Linked DNA regions of Mus musculus: region 2 is linked to region 1. Evidence: chromatin contacts called from ENCODE Hi-C data. All regions are on one chromosome and are shown on one strand. The core of a region is the stretch at or near the end of the contact, and the rest is flanking DNA. Distances in the headings are between cores, read along the strand shown.

Region 1 (3,371 bases), core at 567-3,066:
CTTCCACCACCCCCAAGCAAGCATGCCTAGCTGCACAGAATTGAAAATCTCCATTTTATAAGTGACAGTTTTGAGTCATAGTCAGATAAAAGTGCTTTAGCCACTGTCAGCCTGTGATCAAAGGATGAAATGAGTCTTGGATATTTAAGCTCCAGCTTAACTCAGAACCAAGTGCTCTTGGTGTAATTTTTAATATTGCTATTGGGTACAGCCCACATTCCAACACCTACCCACAGATGTTACACCAAATCACACTCCCCAATAAAGCTGTGTTCCCAGATCCACAACCCTGTACCCACACAGAGAATCCCAGAATTTCAGATGCCATGGGATCTGAAAAGCGGTACAGCCCAGCCTTGTGGTTTAACAAATTATCAGCTCTTCACACAGCCCACCGCAACACTCTTTTATCAGAAAGATAGTGTCCACATTCTGTGTGGCAAGCATCCATCATCTGTCCTGGTCCATTGCAAGGCCCACAGCCTGCCAGACACTCAGGCTCCTACATGTTAGTATCGTGGACAACTTTGTTCTGGAATGCATGATGCTTTCTCCCACCCCCATGACTATGCTATCACCCTGACTACCCATATGATAAATCTTCAACAATCTGTTGAGCATCACCTCTGCTGCAAAGAACTCTCTTACCCTCTTGGTCTTGAGGACCACTGCACCCTCCTCTGCTGTCTCCTGACGCTTTTCACACAGCTTTAACAGCATTCTCACCATGTGTAAATCTGTGCTGTTTACATATCTGTCTGTATTCTTTTATTCTAAGTTGCCCAGTTGCTTTTGAGCCAGAAGTTTGTTCTGAAGTTTGTCTTAGAGGGTTTGTTGCTTAGTAGTCTGTCATTTTCTCAAAATACTCTCCCACTGACTCATCCTTGTAATGAAAAGTGTGCACAATGTCTATATGGTTCTCACGCTCTGAAACAAGGTCACTGATGGTGTGAGACAGGCAAACATTTGAGACACCAAGACGGCTATCAGTAATACGAAACAGCTGGCAGTGTGTGGGCATAGGCATCAGTTGTGTATCGTAGATCATATCATACATGTACATGCCTGAATGTTTTTAAGTCAGGGCCCGTATTTCAGTTGTTTCTATTATCCTTGAGGATGAGGCTACACATTCTTTAGAAGTTAAAGGAAACAAAGACAATAGAAGAGAAGATAGTAATGCAGAGCTGGAGAAACGGCTCAGTGGTTAAAATTAAATAAGTTATCTTTGAAAAGGAAAGAGAAGGAGAGGAGAGGAGGGGAACGGAGGGGAGGGGAGGGGAGGAGAGATGCTGAAGTAAATTTAGAGACTCTCCCAATGGTCACAGCCTATATCCAGGAAAGTCTCAGGAAGCATGCTTTTCCAGACAAACCAGGAACCACAGAATTAACCACCTGCACAACACTTCACGTCCTACTGCCTCATCTTTCCACCACAGCATAGCTCCTAGCTCCTCCCACTCACTGCTTGGGTAAGGACAACCTCAAGTGAAAATTCCTACAGAAGTCAAAAGAGCAGCTGACAGCTGACAAGGGAACTCAGGTGCTAAACAGTGAGTCTCATGGGAAATGGGCACACTTTCGGGAAGAAACTCCTTTCATATTGGATTTTCAGCCACCAATCCCTACCCTCTTAACCAACTGGTGTGCCTACTGCAGTGAAGGTGTCTCGGGGGAGGGGGCTGGAGGTCCTCCTGGTTGTTTCTGCACTTACTGGGAAAGCCCCATGACTGATCAAGGCCTCTCCCTCTTGCAAAGAAAACCAGCCAGCCAAACCAGCCAGCTGGCAGGAGCTCCGAGGGTGAGGCTGTGTGAGCCCAGAGCAGCCCTTCTAGCCCTGTGTCAGGCCTCCCAGCCAGGAATCAGGCCAGGCCAAGAGGTGAGGAGTCACCAGTTCCAGCCTACAGCCAGCTTTCTCTGAAAATGTCAGAGCCATCCACTGGGGCCTGGTCCCTCCTGAGCTTCTGCCAATTTGCACCTGATTAGCAGCAGCCTGTCCCCAGTGACACTCCCTCAGAAATCCCACACCAGGCACCTCATTGGTGCTGGAGGAACTGGGCGTCTGGGGAGAAAGACATCTGAGCTGTTAGCAGACTGACAAATCTCAGGGCCTCTCAGAAACCCAGAAGCGCAGGCTCTTACACCCTTGGCTCAAGATTAGTGGGTGCTGGCATTCAAAGGGTTAAGAAACCAGCTGATGGGCACAAATAAATGGCAAGCCCCGTGAATGTAACCACACTGAAGCTGAATGCCACTGGAAGTCATGGTGGTACTTCTACTTGGATGCTTTCCTTGCAAAACTGATGCAAAATGACCTACCTCTTTCTCCCTGGTTACAAAAGAAACTCTAACAAAGATGAAAAAGCCTACGAAACTCTTCCAAATCCCTTAGAAGAAAAACACACTAAAAAAAAAAAAAAAAAAAAAAACGCTGCTTTTCTGTTCAAAAATTCTAAGGAAGCTCATGAACGTTAACTTTTCTATCATCTTCACTGTAGAAAATGAGAATAAATCAAAGTCTTGGTTGGCCAAGGAGAAGTGGACAAAGGCCTTTTATTCTCACTACCTCCAGGAACTCTCTTTGGCACCACAATAAGGGAACCAAAGGAGACCGCCAAAAGGACAGAGAAAACAGGAGGTATGGTAGTACAGGAGACAATGAGGAGTTTGGATGCTGCAGAATAAAGTGAATGCAGCCAAGATAGAGACACCTGAGAATTAAGTGTAAGAATGTGTAGGTATTGACTTGATGTGCCAGGGGGGGTTGGTATGGGGGGGAGTCTCCACAGAGGAGAATGGGAGGTGGGGTGGAGGGGCAATTTGCGGTGGGAACTGGGAGGACGTGTGGCTGTGATCAGGATGCAAAGTGAATAAAAGAACTAATTAATGGGGAAAATAAAGACAGGATAGTTATATAATTATGTTTCACCGCATGTTGAACACACAGTTGCGACCATTTTTTATCAAACCAAAACAAATTTCACATTGAGAAGTGTTCTCCGGGTTCTTAGCCCAATTTGTGAATCTTGTATATCCTCAATATCATCACAAATAAATAAGACTGAACTTTAATAAGAAAATATATACATATACAATTAAAATGGTAGGTGGTTGTGGCCCATGCCTTTAAGGCCAGTGCTGCGCTGGGGTGGGAGGGGCAGAGGCAGGCATATCTCTGTGAGTTCTAGGCCAGCCTGATCTGTAGAGTTCTAGGGCAGTCAGAACTACACAGAGAAACCTTACCATGAAAATCAAAACAAACAAGAACGCCTTCAAAATCTACTAGAGGGATGCAAAAAAAGAGAAAATCAACCCTGTTCCCAGAAAGCAGAATAATGAGACATGAATTGAAGATTAGAGGAATAATTTGG
Region 2 (3,371 bases), core at 365-2,864, 160 kb after region 1:
AACCTAGGCTCCCAACCCGAAGATTTCATCGGGATAGACAGAGGGCGAAGGCCAGATGACCAGGATCACACTCAACATCTGGCTTTTGCCCCAGAGTGAAGCACCACTCCCTCTAAACCCTACACATGGCTTCTTTTTTTAACCAGACCTTCTCAGCTACCACAAATGCTTTGGTGGGAAGCAGCAGGAGGCCCCATCCCTTTTCCCAAAATACAGTCAGCCAGTGGCAAAGGCCAAAGAGGTGGAGCCTGCAGGCCGTTTTGCAAAAGTTTCAAATATCCTGGTACTGACCCCATTAACAGCACTAAGACAGAAATGCAGCCAAGCCTGTCCTTACCTCAGTCCCTCAGCAGTCCCTCAGTGCCCCCCACCCCCACCCCTCCCTCTCAACTTCTAAGAGTTCTGAACAAAGCCACATTACCAGCACTGGCTATCACAAACAAGATTTTCTCTTGCAAAAAGCTGAAAGTGACATCTTTAAATGATTCACGCTTCTGACAGTTGAGTCTCCAAAGAGGTCTCTGCGGGGAAGGAACTGGTGAGCTGTCCTACCTCTCCCCCAGAGCCTCTCTGAAACATGCAGTTGCCTCAGATTTTCCCCTGAAAAAGGGAGGAAGCAGTTCGAGGCTGTGCAGATGAAGCAGCCAAGTGAGGCGGCCGCCTTCCCGTGCGGTGAAGGAAGGCTTTTAACACGAACATTTTAAAGCTATAAACAAGAAAGTAAAGAAACTGGATGGGATGGGGACAAAAAACATATGGGATGACTATACTACATTAGCTTGTCCAAATTTTGGATGTGTGTGTATTGTGTGTGTTTTTTTACAAACCTTACCATTTTAAAAAAAAAATCAATATAACTGGGCGGAGGTATTATTCTCAAAACACGTCGCTTCCCAGCATTGCTGTACCGTTAGCAATAGGAAATGGAGCTACCGACAGGAAAACACTATAAACTGCTTTGGAATACAAAGGGTCACTTATTCGGAAGAAAGTTTAAAGGCTCCAGCTGTGCACCTTAATGTGTTCATAGAAGAAAACTCCCATCCCCAGACCTCTTAATATAGTCATGCCCTTCCCCAAACGCTGCCTCCCAGGACCCAGCTGGTGACAAAACCCGCTTTTCTCCTCACCCCCGACTCCCTTTGCCCGGACCACGGGTCCTCACCGTGTGGTACATGAGGGCCTCAGTCTCTCCGGGCTCTGACAGCTCGCTCAGCTTGCGGTCCCACTGCAGGACGCTCTGCTCCCCGCTCTCCAGCACCTCCATGGCGGTGGGCGCCGCGCAGGGCCGAGGATGCTGAGGCAGGAGGGGACCGCGCAGAGCCGCCGCGGGCCGGTGAGACGCTTCTCCCCGTGTACTTGGCGTGTGCGCGCGTGGAACTTATGCACTGGAGCAGGAACTCGGGAGAGCCCTGCCGAAGGCTACGCGACCCTTGTCCTCGGAAATCTGTGACTCCCCGGGGAGGACAAGCCTGCTGGGATCGGGCGGAAGGTGCAGGGGTTAAATCGGGCTGTGCATCCAAAAGGAAGGCAAAAAGGCAGCGCTCATCCCAAGAAAGTCCTCGCGCAACAAGCCCACTCCCCACTAGGGCTCCAGACAAACTTTGAGACTCCCTTGGGCTCTTGAGCTCTGCCCCTGGATCCAGAGGCGACCCCACCTCCTTCCAGGCCAGTGACCAATCGAACGCCCGTCTTGCCATCTATACCGTATCAAAAGTCCCTTTCTCATCCATGTCCCTCCCCCAGAGGGAGAGTCGCGCGAAGTCTCCGCCTAGTCCTCGGAATGTGGGCGGAGAGGGTCTTTTACGTCACTGGGGAACGCCTCCTGCCGGAGCGTCGCAATGGACCAATAGGGTGCTAGGGTCTAGAAATGATCGACTGAAACATAGATCAATGAGCTAGGGAGACCTGGAGGAGCCAACCAATCAAATAGCGACAAGAATACATTTTTATAAGAGAGGGCGTGCGCGCCCAGTGTCCTCCCTAAGAGTCTCCGCTTAAAGGAGGTTTGTTTCGCGAGTTTATTTCCTCAGAGAAACCAAGCGGATTGAAGCGCTGTCTACATTTCAAATTAGTTTAGGTCGCGTGAGTCTGTCTGGATTTAAAAGAATGCACCACATATATGAAAATGCGCACGTGAGCAGAAATCTGAATTATCACAGTTCTAGCACACATTCATTGCTAGCTTTTTATGTAGTTTTATGGCCTTTATTAAACAGACATTAGCCAATCTTGCCACACGTTTCCAAGTCCTAAATCAGAGGGCTAATTTTTTTTTTTAAATTCATAGGATTTTGTTGTTTTGTTTTTGAGACAAGGTTACCTGTAGCCCAGGCTGTCCTCAACTGCACTGTGCAGCTAAGGCTGAGCTTGAACTCCTGATCCCTCTGCCTCACCTCCGGAGAGCTGGGAGGGACTGCACGGTTATGCCACTAGTGCCTGCTTCACAGATCTTTTATTCCCAATGGAGTACCAGGCAAAAAAATGAGAGGATGGCCAGGTGGGTACTATTCCAGATACTGGTCAAAGAGGTAACGGATACTCTCCTGAGTGTCGTGGATGAAGTGGGGCTTAGGGGAAAATAAGTGTTTTAATGGCTGCAAGATGCACCCCAAAGTGAGTGTTGGGAAAGAGATCTAAGCCTTTGACCCCCTTAGAGAAGAAAAGGCCTGCTCTATAGCATTTTCCCCCAATGTGATTTTTCTTCTTCCCTTTTGAGGTTTCCTTTTATGGAAACAGCCTTAGTTGGCTATAGTTTAACCATTTTACATACAGGGCTGTGGTTCCAGGTGGTTCTTACAAGGGGACAGTCAGGTATCAGGTCTACAGAGAGTTTTGTCTTCTTCAGAGCGTGGTTTTGCTGTGTGAAGACAGAAGTCTCAGAACTTTACACTGTCTTTAAGCAACTTTTATTTTTCATGTAAAATGAGTCTGCTTGTCTAGCCTAGGATCTTTTGAGACTATTTTAATATTTAAATACAGACCTTTCTTTTTATTCTTTCTATCTATCTATCTATCTATCTATCTATCTATCTACCTATCTTTCCATCCATCTATGTTTGAGACAGGGTTTCTCAGTATAGCCCTGGATATTCTGGAACTCACTCTGTAGACCTGGCTGGTCTCAAACTCAGAGACCCTCCTGCCTCTGCCTTCCGAGTGCTGGGATTAAAGGTGAGCACCACCACTGCACAGCCACACATTTTTTTGTTTTTGTTTTTCGAGACAGGGTTTCTCTGTATAGCCCTGGCTGTCCTGGAACTCACTTTGTAGACCAGGGTGGCCTCGAACTCAGTAATCTGCTTGCCTCTGCCTCCCAAGTGCTGGGATTAAAGGCGTGCACCACCACTGCCACACATTTTTTATACAGT

The links. Hi-C counts contacts between places; a loop is a spot of excess contacts on that map.
Region 2: a map of adrenal gland shows a loop between it and region 1 (3-fold over the local background). The contact joins the promoter of Creb3l2 here to the enhancer-like site in region 1. A Hi-C loop is called at or near these places in 1 of 37 maps with a recorded cell type or tissue (adrenal gland).

The regions. Positions count from the first base shown.
Region 1 is chr6:37,275,500-37,278,870 of GRCm38, forward strand. All of the region lies in intron 1 of Dgki (diacylglycerol kinase, iota), which reads right to left. Among named protein-coding and RNA genes, the nearest start is that of Dgki, 23 kb to the right of the region's middle. Within about 2 kb of position 1,817, at least 1 of the 3 ENCODE cell types and tissues checked has a DNase peak (open chromatin) inside an H3K27ac peak, as active enhancers do.
Region 2 is chr6:37,440,534-37,443,904 of GRCm38, forward strand. Creb3l2 (cAMP responsive element binding protein 3-like 2) reads right to left here and starts at 1,615. Exons shown (of 12, transcript NM_178661.4): 1 at 1,166-1,615. The coding sequence starts at 1,267. It overlaps Gm33318 (predicted gene, 33318), which reads left to right and starts at 1,977. Exons shown (of 3, transcript NR_166917.1): 1 at 1,977-2,500.